Linked DNA regions of Homo sapiens: region 1 is linked to region 2. The links are chromatin loops, found by intact Hi-C in ENCODE. Cell type or tissue: CD4-positive, alpha-beta T cell. All regions are shown on one strand.

The links. A loop is a pair of places that touch in the nucleus more often than their neighbours do. Peaks named below come from ENCODE experiments on the same cell type or tissue, not always from the same donor. Only the 100,000 strongest peaks of a DNase experiment are listed, where the experiment ranks them.
Region 1: a loop joins it to region 2, with 12 times the contacts of the local background. A loop is called at or near these places in 79 of 110 quality-filtered maps.

The regions. Positions count from the first base shown.
Region 1 is chr11:36,127,126-36,135,125 of GRCh38, reverse strand. All of the region lies in intron 4 of LDLRAD3 (low density lipoprotein receptor class A domain containing 3), which reads right to left. Among named protein-coding and RNA genes, the nearest start is that of MIR3973, 120 kb to the right of the region's middle. In CD4-positive, alpha-beta T cell, no CTCF peak of the experiment used is centred here; no DNase peak of the experiment used is centred here; H3K27me3 peaks cover 621 bases.
Region 2 is chr11:35,613,127-35,621,126 of GRCh38, reverse strand. FJX1 (four-jointed box kinase 1) reads right to left here and starts at 2,667. Exons shown (of 1, transcript NM_014344.4): 1 at 262-2,667. The coding sequence starts at 2,490. The coding sequence ends at 1,177. RefSeq lists enhancers at 1,078-1,712, 1,713-2,347 and silencers at 1,920-2,189, 2,200-2,459, 2,480-2,549, 2,647-2,808, 2,630-2,959 and 1 more. In CD4-positive, alpha-beta T cell, CTCF peaks have their summits at 4,541 and 4,740 (motif pointing left); DNase peaks (open chromatin) are centred at 3,176 and 4,746; H3K4me3 peaks cover 385 bases; H3K27me3 peaks cover 2,557 bases.

The sequences.
Region 1 (8,000 bases), 510 kb before region 2:
AAAAGAAGGTGGAAGCTCAGTTATCCCAAGTATCCACCAAACATCACTCTTCTTTTGCTGCACCTACAACAGTGAGGAAGAGGAGGGAAAGAGAGAGGGGAAACAGGGAAAATGGAGAAAAGAAGGGTGCTGAGAGTGGAGAACTGGGGACATAAGAGTAACCAGGAGAGAAACCTAGAGGCAGGGGAGCTGGAAGAAGTCATTAGTGTTTCACCCCCTTTAATACCCTCATGGTACCAGGCAGATGATACCTCCTGGTCCCCAGAGAGCCGGCAGCACCCACCACCAACTTGCCAATTCTGAGCTATTCTTCCTGCTGCAGATCAAAAGACAGACTTCCCAGCAAGAGGGGAGGTTCTCAAAAGCAAGTTAAACATAACTGCAACTGAATGAGCCCAAGAGGGAATGAATGATTCCATTTCTCAATGAGGTCCGTAACAGATGCCCAATGTGGCTGCAGCTACCTTCAGCTGAAAGGCTGGGCTCAGGCTTGCAAAAACTACACTGCTGCCTTCTCCATGAGATGTGAAGGGGGCCTACAAGAGTTCCCTCGAACAAAAATGCCATATCTCATTTCCCACACACCACTGTTAAGATGATATGTAAAATTCCCTCTCAAAGCTTGAGAGCTCTGGATGAAGAAACCACTTCCTTCAGACATGCAAATGCTGCAGACCCTATGGAGTGAGAATCTATGATTAAGCAGCCTAAGACATGACAGGAAAAATAAGATCAGGAAAACTCGATTTTTACAGGAACTGATAAAAGTGCTTATTAATATCATTAGTGCTTATTAATACCTAATGACAACAGACACTGCATATTAAGGAGACTATCAGTAACACTTTACACATCTTAAAATTGCAATCATTAGGAGTGTACAATGCATTTCAATGTATCCCCCTGCTTTCTGGAAGCTTCTCCGGATCTCCCTTTTCAGTTTCCATAAGATGCTGATGTTATGATTTTTGCCTTGTAGGAGGTAACTTGCAGACAAACAAGATTTTTTCCCCAGTGTCTGGTTGCCCATCCAAATGTCTGATGTCCTTCTGATTTTATCTCCATTCCTGTTATACTTGATCCAAAATTATCTGGGTCGCTATGCATGCATGTGTGTGTATGTGTGTGTATACATACATGTTATATATATATATACTTGGAAATCTGAAAGAGGGAAGAAGGAACAAAGCCAGATTTTTCTCAGCTTTCAGTTCTTTCAACTAGAACAGACATTTAAGAACCCACACCCAAGCAGAACTGGACCATTTTATCCTTCGATGTAGAAAATGGGCCGGGCGCGGTGGCTCATGCCTGTAATACCAACACTTTGGGAGGCTGAGGCAGGCGGATCACAAGGTCAGGAGATCAAGACCATCCTGGCTAACACGGTGAAACCCTGTTTCTACTAAAAATACAAAAACAAAATTAGCCAGGCGTGGTGGCAGGCGCCTGTGGTCCCAGCTACTCGGGAGGCTGAGGCAGGAGAATGGCGTGAACCCAGGAGGCGGAGCTTGCAGTGAGCTGAGACACAGCCTAGGTGACAGAGCAAGACTCCGTCTCAAAAAAAAAAAAAAAAAAGAAAAGAAAAAGAAAACGGACTTGGGCTGGGCATGGTGGCTCATGCCTGTAATCCTAGCACTTTGGGAGGCTGAGGCAGGAGGACTGCTTCAGCCCAGGAGTTTGAGACCAACCTGGAAAACAGAGCAAGACCTTGTCTCAGTTTTTTCCAAAAGAAAAGAAAAGAAAAGAAAAGAAAAGAAAAGAAAAGAAAGGAAAAGAAAATGGACTCAGGCTGGGCATGATGGCTGACACCTGTAATCCCAGCATTCTGGGAGGCTGAGACAGGAGGACTGCTTGAGCCCAGGAGTTCGAGACCAACCTGGACAACATAGCAAGGCCCCATCTCAACTAAAAAAAAGAAAAAAGAAAATGGACAAATGGACTTGGCCTTCTTAGGCCATAAGGAAGATGAATCATCACTGCAGGAGATGCCAGAAAATGCAAAAGGAGAGCTAAGTAAGTTTAAGTTTCCAGATAAAAGGTAAACAAAGGTAAAATTTAATGAGCACATACCATGGGCCAAACACTAGACAAGAGGCTGTTTTAATCAGTATCTCATTTATCCTCTCAAAATAAAAACCCCAAAACACTATAAAACTCATTCTATTATCCCCAAAAGGGGGGAACTGAGGCTGGGGAGAGGAAGTCACTTGCCCAGGGTCACGTGGCTGGGAAGCCACAGAGCTGAGGACCAAACTCAAACCTGCTGACTAACGTGGTGCTCTTCCCTCTGTATACACGGCCCCGCATGAGTACGTTACTTATGAGTGCGTTAAAACAAGCCAAAAACCCCACATGGGCTTAAACCGCTGCATTCACTTGACAAGCACTATGTAAGGTCCTCTCCTATCGGGACTGTAAGGCGCTCAAAAGTGATGTATGGATAGGAAGAAAAAACGCAACATCACCTGAAACCCGAATTAAAAATCCATGTGCTTCTGAGTCCTGAACAATTTCTCTATCACAAAATATTTACTGTGGCTTTGTGACCTTCGACAAACCACCCAACCTTTGTGTGCCCCAGTTTTCTCATCTATAAAACGGGGAAATAATGACACCTACTCCTTCTGGGTTGTTGTGTGATTTAACAAATTTTAAATATAAAGCACTAAGAACAGTGTTGGGCACACAGTCAACACTGTGTAAGTTTAGCCACGCTGCATTATTGCTCTTATTAGATAATCACACATCATTGAAGCATGTGTACACACACACACAGTCACACGTTTTCTTTTTCTCTTCTCTCACACAAAAACGGGTTATTGAGACACATTTTCCAACAAGAGACAGTGGACTTGGCAAAGGAGCCTCTTAATGCAGCCTCCTTTATTTTCCGTCTTCCGCTCTCCTTTATAAATAGGTTTGGCAAACTGATGCTTAATAGCTTAATATCGTGTTCATATTAATCTCACCCTGTCTGAACTTCAAAGGGACACACTGTTCTGACTGCTAATGAAATGAATTTTAGTTGTAAGTTTCCAAGGGATCAGAGCTGGAAAAAAAAAAAAATCCCAGCTGATTTAAAAAGACAAACATCTCCTTGGTGCTCTTTTAAAGCTATTTGGGTTTTACAGAGCCATCGCCCCAAGCAGGGGAAATCCAACAGCCTTAGCCTGGCCAGCACAAGGTCCCACAGACGCTAGATGGCACTAGAACATGCTCGAAACAAAGACCACCCAGCACCTAAGCTCCTCTGGTCCTTTGCCCAGCCCACCCCAGGCCCCAGGTGGGTTCAATGAGGCAAGATGTGTGATATAGACTATACAAACTGGAATAAACCATGCAAATGTTAGAAACTATAAATAGGAGTCAAGGAAGCAATATTACATGCTTGGACAAAATACACCCAGGTATTCTTTTCTGGATTTCAAAAGGCAAATCATCACAATAATTCAGTACTTAATGCTACTGAGCCATACACTTAAAAATGGCTAAGACAGTAGGTTTTCTGTTATGTATATTTCACCATAATTTTTTTAAAAGGCAAAGCATCCCCAATAATAGGAATAGTATAGTGTTTTCATTCCTAAGAAATAAATACAATAATGTAGTCAGTTACCATCTCTTACTCTGGTATAATGTATTCTAGCCCCAAAGCAACAAAAAAGTAGTTATTTTACAAACTGGCTCGTTCCAGGACACTGCCAGGCAGCTCATACCTCTGTTCATTTCGAAAACCTCACTTTATATAAATACCAACCTCCCTATCCTTGAGAAGGCTCCGAAGCAGGTTATTCTCATAGAGAGAAAGCTCTTATGCCCCAAACCAGCTTTGAGATGCGTCTGCTGCTGCCTGGAGCCTCACCATCTCCAATTCATTTGCGTGGAAAGGCAAGACAGCTCGTTTAAGCACAGATTACTGGTGGTGGGGTGAGAGCTGGGAGAACAGGGAAAGCCTCTCAAGGCATGAGCCTTACAGGCATGAGCCACTGTGCCCGGCCTAGAGTGGTTTTTCTGATGCCAATGTGGATAAATCTGCTCCTCTGGTTGGCCACCCTTTGAGCCAACTGCACAGCTCAGGTTGGATTCCAGCTGGAAGTCAGGTGAGGCATCCTGAGATGCCTGGTCTCACCTGGGTTGTGACGGGTACCAGGTAGAGGCTTCTGGCCACCAGCAGGGTTAGATAAAGACATTAGGATCCTGAGAATGGGAGGCAGTCCATGAAAGAGATAGTGCGCACTGGACTTGGACTGAGAGAGGCCTGGGGCTGAATTCCAGATTCCAGAGCTGGCTCCTTCCAGTAGAGTGAACCTGGGCAACTCTCTCAGCCTCAGCCTCTACCTACCACTGCCAAGTGGGGATGATGATAATAGCTCCTCAACCAGCTGCTGTGAGGACTACGTGGGCTGATCTGTAAGAAGGACCTAACATTAACATAGTGCCTTGATGAAGCCTGAATGACTCGCACAAAGCAGGCGCTCAGACCAGGGTTGAGGAGAACAGGGGAGCTGGAGGGGCTCGGAGTCATCACTATCTTAGCAGAAGTGGTTGCTGCTTTGTGGATAAAACTGGCGGCAGCTTGCCCCAGCCCTGCGAGTCATTCAGGCTTCATCTGGGCAAGGAAGCATTCCCTCCAGCCTTCTGCCCTCCAAACTTCCTTCCGAACCTTTTGATGGCCTCACGCTGTCCTGAGGATCAAGGCTGGGATCTTAATACTTTTTCTAAAATCCAGCCCCTTCCAGCCCCCGTGGACACATCCAGACAAGCCTCTGCACACTTCATTTGTGAGTTCTATCCCGTCAGCCCCATTCTCTTTACCTTATGCCCTCACAAATGCTGCTCCCTCCACCGGGAAGACTCTTCTCTTCAGGGTCTTATCACCCTTCAGGTCTCAGCCAAATGCCCCTTCCTCAGGGAAGCCCACCGTGCTACTATCGTGTCCTACACTTTTCCTTACACGAATCATCACACTTGAAATTGCCTGTTCAATGCCTGTCTCTCAACTCTTCAGTGAACTGTAAGCATAGGGTCTCAGCTGATAAAAGCTAGCCATTACTATTACTATCCATTCAACAAATATTGACTGAGCCCCTCCTGAGTTCCAGGCACCACTATGGGGGCTGAGGATACTGCAATGAACAACAAACAAAACACGGAAGTTCCCTCCTGGAGCTTTTATCTTACAGAGGGAGACTAGCAAACAACAAGAATGAATGTAAGGACAGTGTACACCCAGTGGTGATAAATACTACAGAGAAAAATATAGCAGGGAAGGGAAAAGATGCAGTTTGATAGAGGGTGGTCAGGGAAGGTCTCACTGAGCAAAGACCCAGAGGAGGTGGGTGGATTGGGGAGAGTGTTGGGGGTGGTGAACATTCCAGGCAGGTTTTAGGGCCAAGAAGGAGGCTTAGGGCAGATGTTTCAGCTGGGATGCCTCCTTCCACATTTTCTGACTGCCTCAGAGCAATGATCAATTGCATGGCCTCTCTATGCCCTAGGTAAGGGAATCCACGCAACAACCTAAGTCATGCCTGTGGCTCCCGGGAAGGGACCTGGCACAAAGGACGATTTATAAAATCTGAGTGCAGAACATCCCTTGGGGTCCCAGCAAGGTCGGATTTGATACTGGCTCACCTCCTCTGAAGGGACTCTGGGACAGGACCATTCCTAGTTCCTCGTTCAACTTTCATATTGGCCTTCTAGGTTGGCACAGGCTATTGGAGATGAAGGCTCTGGGGCTGATTTCACAGGGAATCCCAGACCACATACCTCTGCTCAATGTTCGAATCAGCAAAACACCAAGTCCTGCTTGCAGCAGCCTCTGCCATCGACAGTTGCAAGCCAAATCCTTTGGGTTTTGTTTTTGTTTTAGAAAGGACTTAGAAAAGGGCTAATAGTGTTCTTCTCAGAAGCAGGCAGAGAACAAATGCCATATGCTCTTCTAAATTAACCTTCCCACACAATGACCGGGACATTTCTATCTGGGAAGGTCTATTAAATCTCTCGAGCTGGAGGCAGGGGCTGGTTCCCTCATCATTATTCCTCTCTACTCCCCAAACATCAAATCTAGTATTGAGACCTGTACTTCTACTTCCCTGACATCTCTTGACTTTGTCCATTTCCCTCCATCTCACAGGGAAAGCCACCACCATCCCTCATGTAGACTACAAAGGTAGCATCCCAGCCAGTGTCTCTCTACTAACCTTGGCCTCTGCCCATCACTGTTCCACCGATGCTAGGGTGATTTTTCTTTTCTCTCTTTTTTTTTTTTTTCCTTGAGACACAGTCTCACTCTCTTACCCAGGCTGGAGTGCAGTAATGTGATCTCCACTCACTGCAACCTCAGCCTCCTGGGTTCAAGCGATTCTCCTGACTCAGCCACCTGAGTAGCTGAGACTACAGGTGCCTATCACCACACCAGGCTAATTTTTGTATTTTTAGTAGAGATGGGGTTTCACCATGTTGCCCAAGCTGGTCTTGAAGTCCCGACCTCAGGCAATCTACCCACTTCAGCCTCCCAAAGTGTTGGGATTACAGGCATGAATCACCGTGCCCAGCCTAGAGTGGTTTTTCTGATTAAAAACTGGATTGTAGTTCTGCCCTTTGGGCTCCCCACTGCTCTCGAGATAAAGTCCAATTTCCCAGGTGCACGGGCTTCTACAGTCCTTTATGATGGCACCCTCTGGCATCTCTACCCACGAGTCCCAGGGGGAGCATCTGTGCATGGTGGTTTGGTAAGCTTCACTTGTTGAAGCATCCAGCACAAGGCTGGGCAGAAGAAATTGCGGTTAAATGCGTGAGATGGACCAATATTCTCCAGCTAGCAGGAGGCAGAGGAGCTCCCTGTCCCTGGGCCAGACCCCTATGGGGAGGGTATTTATACAGATGCTGATTAATTGTTTGCCTACACACAGTATTACAAACAAACAGGGAATTAATTCTTCATCTTTCAGTTCCCATTCTAAGTTTAATTGCCTACATGTCATATACATATATATATATATATATGTAAAAACAACTCTGCCATCAATACGCAACAGTTGAGTTATGAACCTCCCGGCCACCTGATGCCTCAGATCAGTGAGTGTGGGGTAGCTCCTGCCTCCTCGGTGTACATCCACCAGGAGGAGGCTGCTTTGGGGAAACAGCTGGAGAAATTCCCAACATATATCTTTGGAAGGGCATTAAAACACCTCAACTGGTGGACCTTTGACCCAGGGAAAGTAAAGGCAAGTGCATATTTTGGGTACCTGCAGAAGAACAAAAAATACAATACTAGGTAATAAAACAGTGATTCAGAGCATGAGCTTTGGAATCAAATTCTTACAAGCTGTGTGATCTTGGGCAGGTCACTTAACCTCTCTGAGCCCTTACATCCTAAACTGATATGAAGCAGATTTGAGGAGCAAATGACATAACCTAAATAAAAAACTTAGCATGGTGGCTCAGACATGGTAAGAAGTCTACTCAGGTTAACTAACATTATAGCTTTACCTACTGTTACTTCTGATGTAGGAGCAAAAACTGTTGTCAAAGCCTCTGTATCACAACAATAAGACTAACCCAGCAGCATCAAGCATTTCTTGAGTACCTACTATGTTCCAATCCTGTTCTAAGAATTTCACAAATATTAATCACATCTTCCTAAAAATAACCTAACAGGCTAGTACCCCAATTTTACAGATGGTGAAACTGAGACAAAGTGAGATTTAAGGAACCAGCCAGGATTAAACAGCATGTACTATATAAATTCAAATATATAAGTGAAAAACACCTTCCTCTCAGTACTGTTTTATTGTGTAACTTTCACCATAAACTATTCATAATTGATAATCCTTCAAACCTCTGTTTAACCCCAATTCCATATGCAAATCTGTAGTTTTATTATATTAATATTTCATTATATAAACAATAAAGTAAAGACATTCCTTAAACCTGTATCTTTAGCTTCTAACAGTCATTTTTTTGCAGTCTTCTATATTAAGATTGCAAGATCAAGT
Region 2 (8,000 bases):
CACTTTCCTCCCATCTCTCTCCCCATCTTCCCCCACATTTTAGGCTAAACTCAAATTTCCAGCACCAAGGTTCATCTGAGTGAGGACAGGGAGTCTGCTCTTATCTTTGTTCAATTCTGTAAGTTCCGTAGTCACAACTGGAATGGATATGCATCCTTTGTTTTAAAAACACATCCACAAGAAAGAAAACCTAAATCTTATTCTGAAAGCAGATGGGGCATCAGAAACATCAAACAAGTTAAAACCACAGGAATTAAATTATAAATTTTAAACTCCCTTTTATTGAAATATAAGTTTGTTTAGTATATTTACACCACACTTTATGCACATATATACAGAGAAGGTAAATTCTGTAAAATAAAATTTTTTCTTAATAAAAAATGAAAATCAAAACAAAATAAAGTGCATAAAACTGATTTTTTTTTTTCCTTCTGGTGAACATCATCGTTGTCAAAATTTTGGTCGGTTGCGAGAGGGAGGAAGAAATTCATTATTTGACTTAGTGCATACAGCTGACCCTGAATTTGTAGCCTTCAGGCCAAAATGACAAGAGGTCAGGAATGAGTCAGGCAAATTGTCAAGGTCTGCAGGGCTCCCCAGAGTCTGGAGGTCCTGCTCTCTTTGTCCTATCGCGAGCCGTCCCCCTGCTTGGAACAGTGATCTCACCATCGCGGCGCTGGAACAAAGGGAGAACACAGGAAGGGGGCTCCACCAGCCAATGTCACAGCCCTGCTCCGGGGCCACCAGCGCTCTGTTTGGTAGAAAATTGCAGAATTAGCTCAACGGCTCAAACGCAAGTTTTCCTTTTTCGGAAAGGGAATGAGGGGGGGCCCAAGAATGGGGTGCATCTCCCACAGGGACGGCCACTCGGGGGCCAAACCCCAGTAGCCAGTTTCTTCGGATCCAATCCCCGTGCTGGCACAGTAAAGAATCCTTTTATAAGCTGGGTGGAGAGAATGTTACACTTCTCGCCTCGGTGAGTTCGTCCTCCCAGAACTTTGAAAGGAAACAGCGTGGGATTGAAAGAAAGGGGCAGGTGGGTGAAAAGCTGAAGTTTTTAGACACCTTTGCGGGTGGGCGTTGGCCGGCTGGTCCCTGACAGTGGCAGAGGCGACCGCCCTTCCCCCCATCATCCATACCCCAGCCCCAGATCTCTCTCTTTTCCTCCCGGTGACACTAAGTCCCAGACCGGCGGCCGTACTTGGCCTTACAGTGCAAAATGTGCTTGGCGAGGAAGTCGAGGCGGCGCTGTAGCAGCTGAGCGTGGGGGTCTGCAAGGGCGGCCAGCTCGGGGAAGCGAGGCTCGTGGCGCCGGTAGAGGCGCAGCAGCCGGGCCGCGGCGTCCTGTCCGCGGTGCAGCTCCAGGACGCGCCGCGCGGTCCGCTCGCGGAACACGCACACTGACTGCAACAGCGGCTCGTTATACTTGTCCCACATGCCTGCTACCCGGTAGCCGTGCACCAAGCCCGCCTCATTGTCCAGAAAGACCAGCGCCCCGCCCGGACCGCGGTGCAGGTTGCTGGTGGCACGCTGCATGACGCGCGGGTCCCACTGCAGGCTGAAGAGGTTGCTTACGAGCCGGTCGAAGTTGGCCGTCAGGTAGTCGAAAAGGATTAAGTCGGTCCATTGTACTAGGTCCACCAGCTCCGCCTGGCTGAGGTTGGCCAGCTCACCCCCGGCATCCCGGAGGGGGCGCAGACGGCCGTCCTCCGAGCGCCAGGGCGCGGGCACCACCACGTCCGTGAGGTTGGGCAGCCAGCGTGTCAGGCTCACCACGCTGCCCTCGGTCCAGTGCGCAGCGCGCAGCTCCTCCTGCACCTGCGCCCACTGCGCGCCCCGAGCCTCCACCCGAGCCAGTGCCAGCGGCGGCACGTGGCGCTGGAGGCCCAGCAGGCGCGCCAGATAGTAAGACAGGGCCTCGCCCTGAATCTGCTCCGGGTTGATGCCGTAGCGCACGCAGGCGCGGGTGCCGTCGGCAAAACGGGCCAGTCGGTTGGAGCTGCGCCCGCAACCCCCGCGCTCCAGGGCCACCATCCGGGCGCCGCGAGCCGCCTCCAGCCACGCCGCCGCCTGGGCCTCCGAAAAGCCCGGGGGCACCTGCTCCTCCAGGCCGCGGCTCCAGAAGACGCCCCCGTGCACCGCGGCGCTCTCCTCCGGCCGGGGCTGCCTGGCTGACACGTGCCACCTGGGCTCGCTCCGGGACTGCCGGGGCGGGCCGTCCGCGCCGGCCGCCAGGGTGAGCAGCGCCCGGAAAGTTTTCAGGGAGCCGCCGCGGGCGTCCCACGCCAGGGGCGGGGGCAGAGGGAAGCGAGGCGCGGGCGCGGGGCCGCCGCTCCGGGCCGGGCGCCGTGGGAGTCGGTCTTCGGGCGGCCGGGAGGCGGGCAGCTCGGTCCGCGGCGGCAGGAGCCCTCCCCACAGCGCCAGCAGCGAGCCCAGCGCCAGCAGCCAGAGCCCCGCGGTGGCGGCGGCGCCCCGCATCCTCCTGCCCATGCTCCCGCGGCTGTGCCGGTGCGCCGCCGCCGCTTCAAGCCGAGCCCAGGCACCCGGGTCCCGGCGGCGAGGCGGGCCCGGCAGTTTGTGGGCTCCGGGGCTTCGGGCGCTTCGGCCCCATCGCGGCCGCGGGGCGCTGCGGGGCTCTGTCCGGCGCTCCGCCCGGCGCTGGGAACTCGAGTCCCCGCCGCTTCCCAGCTGCTTTTGTATTTCGCTGTGAGACCCTCCGGTGGGCGCGATTCACAGGCGCCCGGACCACGTGGGAGCCAGGGGGATCCCCCTCCCCCTCCTCCGCCTCCGCTCCCCGCCCCCCGCTCCCCCGCCCCCTTCCTCTCCTCTTCCACTTAAAGCGGCGATGGCTCCTTCCGAGAGGGAGAGGCGGCCCCACACTCGGTCCGGGACTTGGGGGCCTGGAGGAAGCCGGACTGGCTGCGCCCGCGCCGGGGCGTAGGAGGGGGTGGCGCAGAGCCGGAGTCTGGGGCCTGGCGGGAGGGACGCGCCCTGGGCCCTCGCGGGGGTGTCTTGGTCGCCGGGTCCCTTTGCCTAGGCAGCGCGGGTCTCCTGCAAACTTCAGACAGATTTCCACCTCTTTCCGAGCTCCGCCAGGCTAGGATCAGGCAGGGTCCCTTTGCTTTCTCAGTTTCTGTCTGGGTGATTCACGCTGCTTTATGTAAATCTCTGGGAATGTCTCCGAGCCACAGAGGATGTGATTCCAGCGGAAAGAGGAACCCGCTGTAGCCAACAACTTTGAACCGACACTCCCTTTTCCGAGCTCGCACATCAGCACCAATCAGTATTGGCCGCTCTGCCTTTCCCAACGGACTCCCAGGGAATGAAGCCTCGCTGTGCACGTGCCCCTTGAACACCTAGGCCATCTCCCATTCATTCATGCATCCATTCAACACAGCGACTGCCCCTCAGTTCTGGTTCTGCTTACCAGAAGCAAAATCCACAGATCCGGGTCCCAGTGCTGCTGAAATTTACATTCCAGTGGGACTCTCAGGTTGCTAAGAGAGATTATAGCCATCCAACCTCGTGTTGGGGAGAGGGGAGTCAGGGACGACTTTTCGAAAGAAATGATACCGTTTTGTCCATGAGGAAACTGAGGCACAGAGAAGGGATGGGTGTTGCTCAGGATTGCACAATTAGCAAGGGGCGAAGCTAAAAGTCAAACTCAGGTCTCCTGGCCGCATGCACTTGATTTTCCCTCCATTAAGAAAGATCAGTATTTTTTTTTTAATCAAGTCAGCATTCTCAAGTTTGAAATTCACTGTCATTTGACCACTTTGTTCCCCAAATGTGATTTTTCAATTAAAAGGATTTTTCAAATGGAAAGGAAAAAAACCTCAATCCCATACTGCATTTGATTTACTGCTTTTACGATTTAAGGGAAAAAGAAATGGTGGTGGTGGTGGGGGAGGGAGGTGGTGAAGGAGCAAAGAAAACAAAATGAACAACCTCTTCACCCCAACACATCTTCCAGCCACCTCTGGGTTACATTTACCAGGAAAACTTGGATGCCAGTCGGCCCTCCCTTACCTCTCTGTATCAGAATGAGTCCCAGATCCACACTGAGATTCCCAGGGTAGACACAAGATCAGGGGCATGGTGGAATCCACCTCTCAAAGGCCAGAGTTTGAAATCTGTTTCCTTACATGGTGTGTATCTTTTCTCTCCTTTCATCTTCCCATCAGGTGCACATGGGGGTTTTCAACTGGACTACCTCATCAGTTGGCACTGATTATGTTTTATTCTCCAAAGAAAAAACGTTCTAGGGTGATAGAGCGTTCCAGGGTGATAAAGCAGACACTCTTATGTTTATGGCTGAGCAGAGGCATCAAAAAACCACATTTGGAGTATTGCAGCACTGACCCAGGATACAGTCAAGTGTTTTCACTGGTGTGGTTAAGTACATACTGGATGAACTGTTGAATCTGTTCCCAACCACATGGTGGCTATACCATGCCATTTTATAACTCTTATCTGATAATGAGATTACTATGGCTCCCATATGGTTGCATCGAAATATATTAATCCATTCAAAGGTCTTATTTTTTTGGCCTATGTAAGCCCCTCCTCATCTTTCCCTAGCAGGCAGGGACTATGTCTTATTTTTTTATTTCTTATACCACCTAACATAGTATATTACACTAAATAAGCACTCAATAAATTTAATTTTTTTGTCTTTTGGTTTAACTTCTACTGGGATATATATGTATTTATTTGAAAGGCAGCCTCTTTCAGCGTGGGCAAACTATAAGCAAGATCGCCACCTAGTGGGCATAAGTAGAGTATCATCTAATTGGAGAAAAGTAGACATTTTTAACTGGATGATTAATTGTTGAAGTTAAATTCGGAAGACTATTAAATGTCTACTGTGTACCAAGCTATGTCCTAGGGGATATGGAGAAATCCAAAGTAGTTGGGGTCTCTGTCTTTTTGGCTGCTAACAAAAGCTGTAAGTAACTACCATTGTAAACTTCCTGGGGAGTCTGTCTTGTCCATTGTTTTATGGCTGCCTGGGCACAATGCCTGGCACTTAGTGTGTGTTCAACAACAATTTGCTGAATACATCGTTAGAATGCTAATGAGATGCAAGTAGCATGTATCAAGTTTTTTTAAATTAAATACCTTACTACTAAATAATGCAAAACAATTTTGTCCAACGGTTGTGAGTTATTGTTCAGCTGATTAAAGAATACAAAATAAGAACTTCCACTCATTTGAAAAAGAAAAAATATTGGTGAGGGTTTTGCATGATAGATGTGAGGGGAAGCACATGATTTTAATTCTGGGAGGGCTGGCTTCAAATCCAGAGACTAGAAATCCTGGAATCTCCTAACCATATTGCTGGTACTGATGAAAAAAACCCAGACTTAAATAAATTGACTAAGATCGTACACCTCATAAGATGGACTAATTTTATCATTGAGCAGCCCTTTGCCTATAGCCATAGGACTGAATGCATCATGTACCAGAACAGGATGCATTAATTTGTTAAACTTTAACAAATTAATTGAAATGCAGAAATACAGAAAACCAAAGGAACAAACACTGCCCCTTCCTCAAAGTGGAATGCAGTTTTGGAATGGTATTTGATTATTTGAGACAGGGTTTAAAAACATGCCTCTGTTTAGCTGTTAGATGAAAATACTCCCATTCTCCTTTATTTTCTGGACTGAGGACACTCCCCTGCCACCTGTGGCCAAACCACTTTGGCTCTGTGGGGTAGCATAGTTAATCACCTCAGTCACTTCTGCCCTCTGGCAGTTGCTTGGGGATGAGAAATCCATTTGCACTTTTATGACTTTCTTAATACTCCTTAGAATTTATCCCTGAGCCTGAACTTCCAATATCTTCAAACTTTTCCACAGTCCTGTTTGAAGAATGATCTGGTTCATGTAATGGTGCCTCCTGGGGGAAAGAGAGGAGGTGGAGTTGAGGGTTGGAAGCAGGGGAGGAGGCTTGGAATTGGAATATTTTCCAAGTCTGGCATTAGCACTTTCTGGCTTGTTCCTTGTTCTAGTTATTTACTTTCTGTGAGTTTCAGTTTCAGAACCTGAGAAATAAGTTAATAAATCCTTCCTAACTCACAGGGTTGTCATGCAGCTCAAGTGAAATATTAATAATAACCACAGCATCAGTGGCAGCAAACACTTATTGAACTCTTATTATGGGCTCGGTGTGGAGCTAAACCCTGCATGTGCTTTATCTCATGAAACCCCCCCAAAAGTATTATTATACCCACTTTACAGATGGGGAAGTGGAAGCTTAGCCAATCAGTGGAATGAGGTCATGCAGCAAGGAAGTGGCAGGGCTGCGATTCCAAAATGATGGGGACCAAACCTTTTGTAAATTATAAACTGCTAGGGAAATGTCAGGTGCAGAAATTATTACATTAAATCAAAATAGATTCAACTGAGATGAAATTTTGGTTTCATGTGTTCTCTGGGGTTTGTTCCCAAGTGAAATGGTTAAGAGTGTGAACTGTCAAGCCAGATTGTCTCATTAAAACCCAGTCCTGCCACTTACCAGGCATGTGACTTCGGGTAAGTTACTTAACCCCTTTGTGCCTCAGTGTATATATCTGTAAAATGCAATAAGAACAGTATTACTAGTATTACTAACAAAAATTATAACAATATACAATATCTCATGATTACTAGTAATAGGAACAAATCTTATAGATTATTGTGATGATTAAATTAGTGCTTATATTTAAAGTGCTTAAAAGAGCATCTAAGTGTTCACTATAGTATAGCTGTTGTTGTTCTTTTTCCTTTCTATTTCCTTTCTATTTCACTGTTTCAGTGCTCAGATGGGGATGTCTTCCTTCTCTTGTTGCTGTCCTCCACCAAGTCTCACTTGGTCTTGAGAGACCTAATACAAGTGGTGTTCCAGCTCAATGCACCTGCTTTATGCCTGAAATGGTGTCTTTCCTGATAATTTTGCAATATTTCTTCCCCATGGAGCTGGACCACCTGGCTTCTACCAAGGTTCCCAGTGTAACTCTTGTTAAATGCCCAGAGCCTCCAGCCAGCCTCGGGCAGACAGCTTCTGGCTTCCTCTCACTAGTCTGCCTCCTTCAATCCTGACCTTTTCTGGATCTCCTGAGTTATAAGCCCCTGGAAAAGACAGAGGCGTCCAAATGTACCCTTCCACGTGCTTCTACAAAAAGGAAGAGAGGGGACAAAAGATGTCAGAGATGAGTATAATATTCCATGGAAGTGGTATGACTCCTACATTGGCCACTACTCTTTGACCCTGGGGAGTTTTCTAACCCCCTGGGCTATAATTTTATTATGTATGTATCTCTGTTACGGACTGAATGTTTGTGTTCCTCCTTGCACCATAAATTAATATGTTGAGATCATAACTCCCAATATGGTGGCATTAGGAGGTAGGGCCTTTGGGAGGTGATCAAATCATGAGGGTAGAGCCCTCATAAATGAGATTAGTGTCCTTATAAAAGAGACCCCAGTAAGCTCTCCAGCTCTGTTTTCATCATGTGAGGACCCAGAAAGAATACCGCTGCCTATGAGCAAGGAAGAGTAGCCCCACTAGACACCCAGTCTTCTGGCACCTTGATCCTGGACCTCCCAACCTCTCTCTCTCTGTCTCTCTCTCTCTATATGTAGATAGATAGATAGATATCTCTATCTATCTATCTATCTATCTATCTATCTATCTATCTATCATCTATCTATCTATGTATCTATCTATATATTTTTTTTTGAGGCAGAGTCTTGCTCTATCACCCAGGCTGGAGTACAGTGGCACAATCTCGGCTCACTGCAACCTACACTGATTTTCTTGCCTCAGCCAATTTTCTTGCCTCAGCCTCTCGAGTAGCTGGGATTACAGGTGTGTGCCACCACAATTACGTCCGGCTAATTTTTTTTATTTTTAGTTTTATTTTTGGTAGAGATGGGGTTTCTCCATGTTGGCCAGGCAGGTCTCAAACTCCTGGCCTCAAATGATCCCCCCGCCTTGGCCTCTCAGAGTGCTGG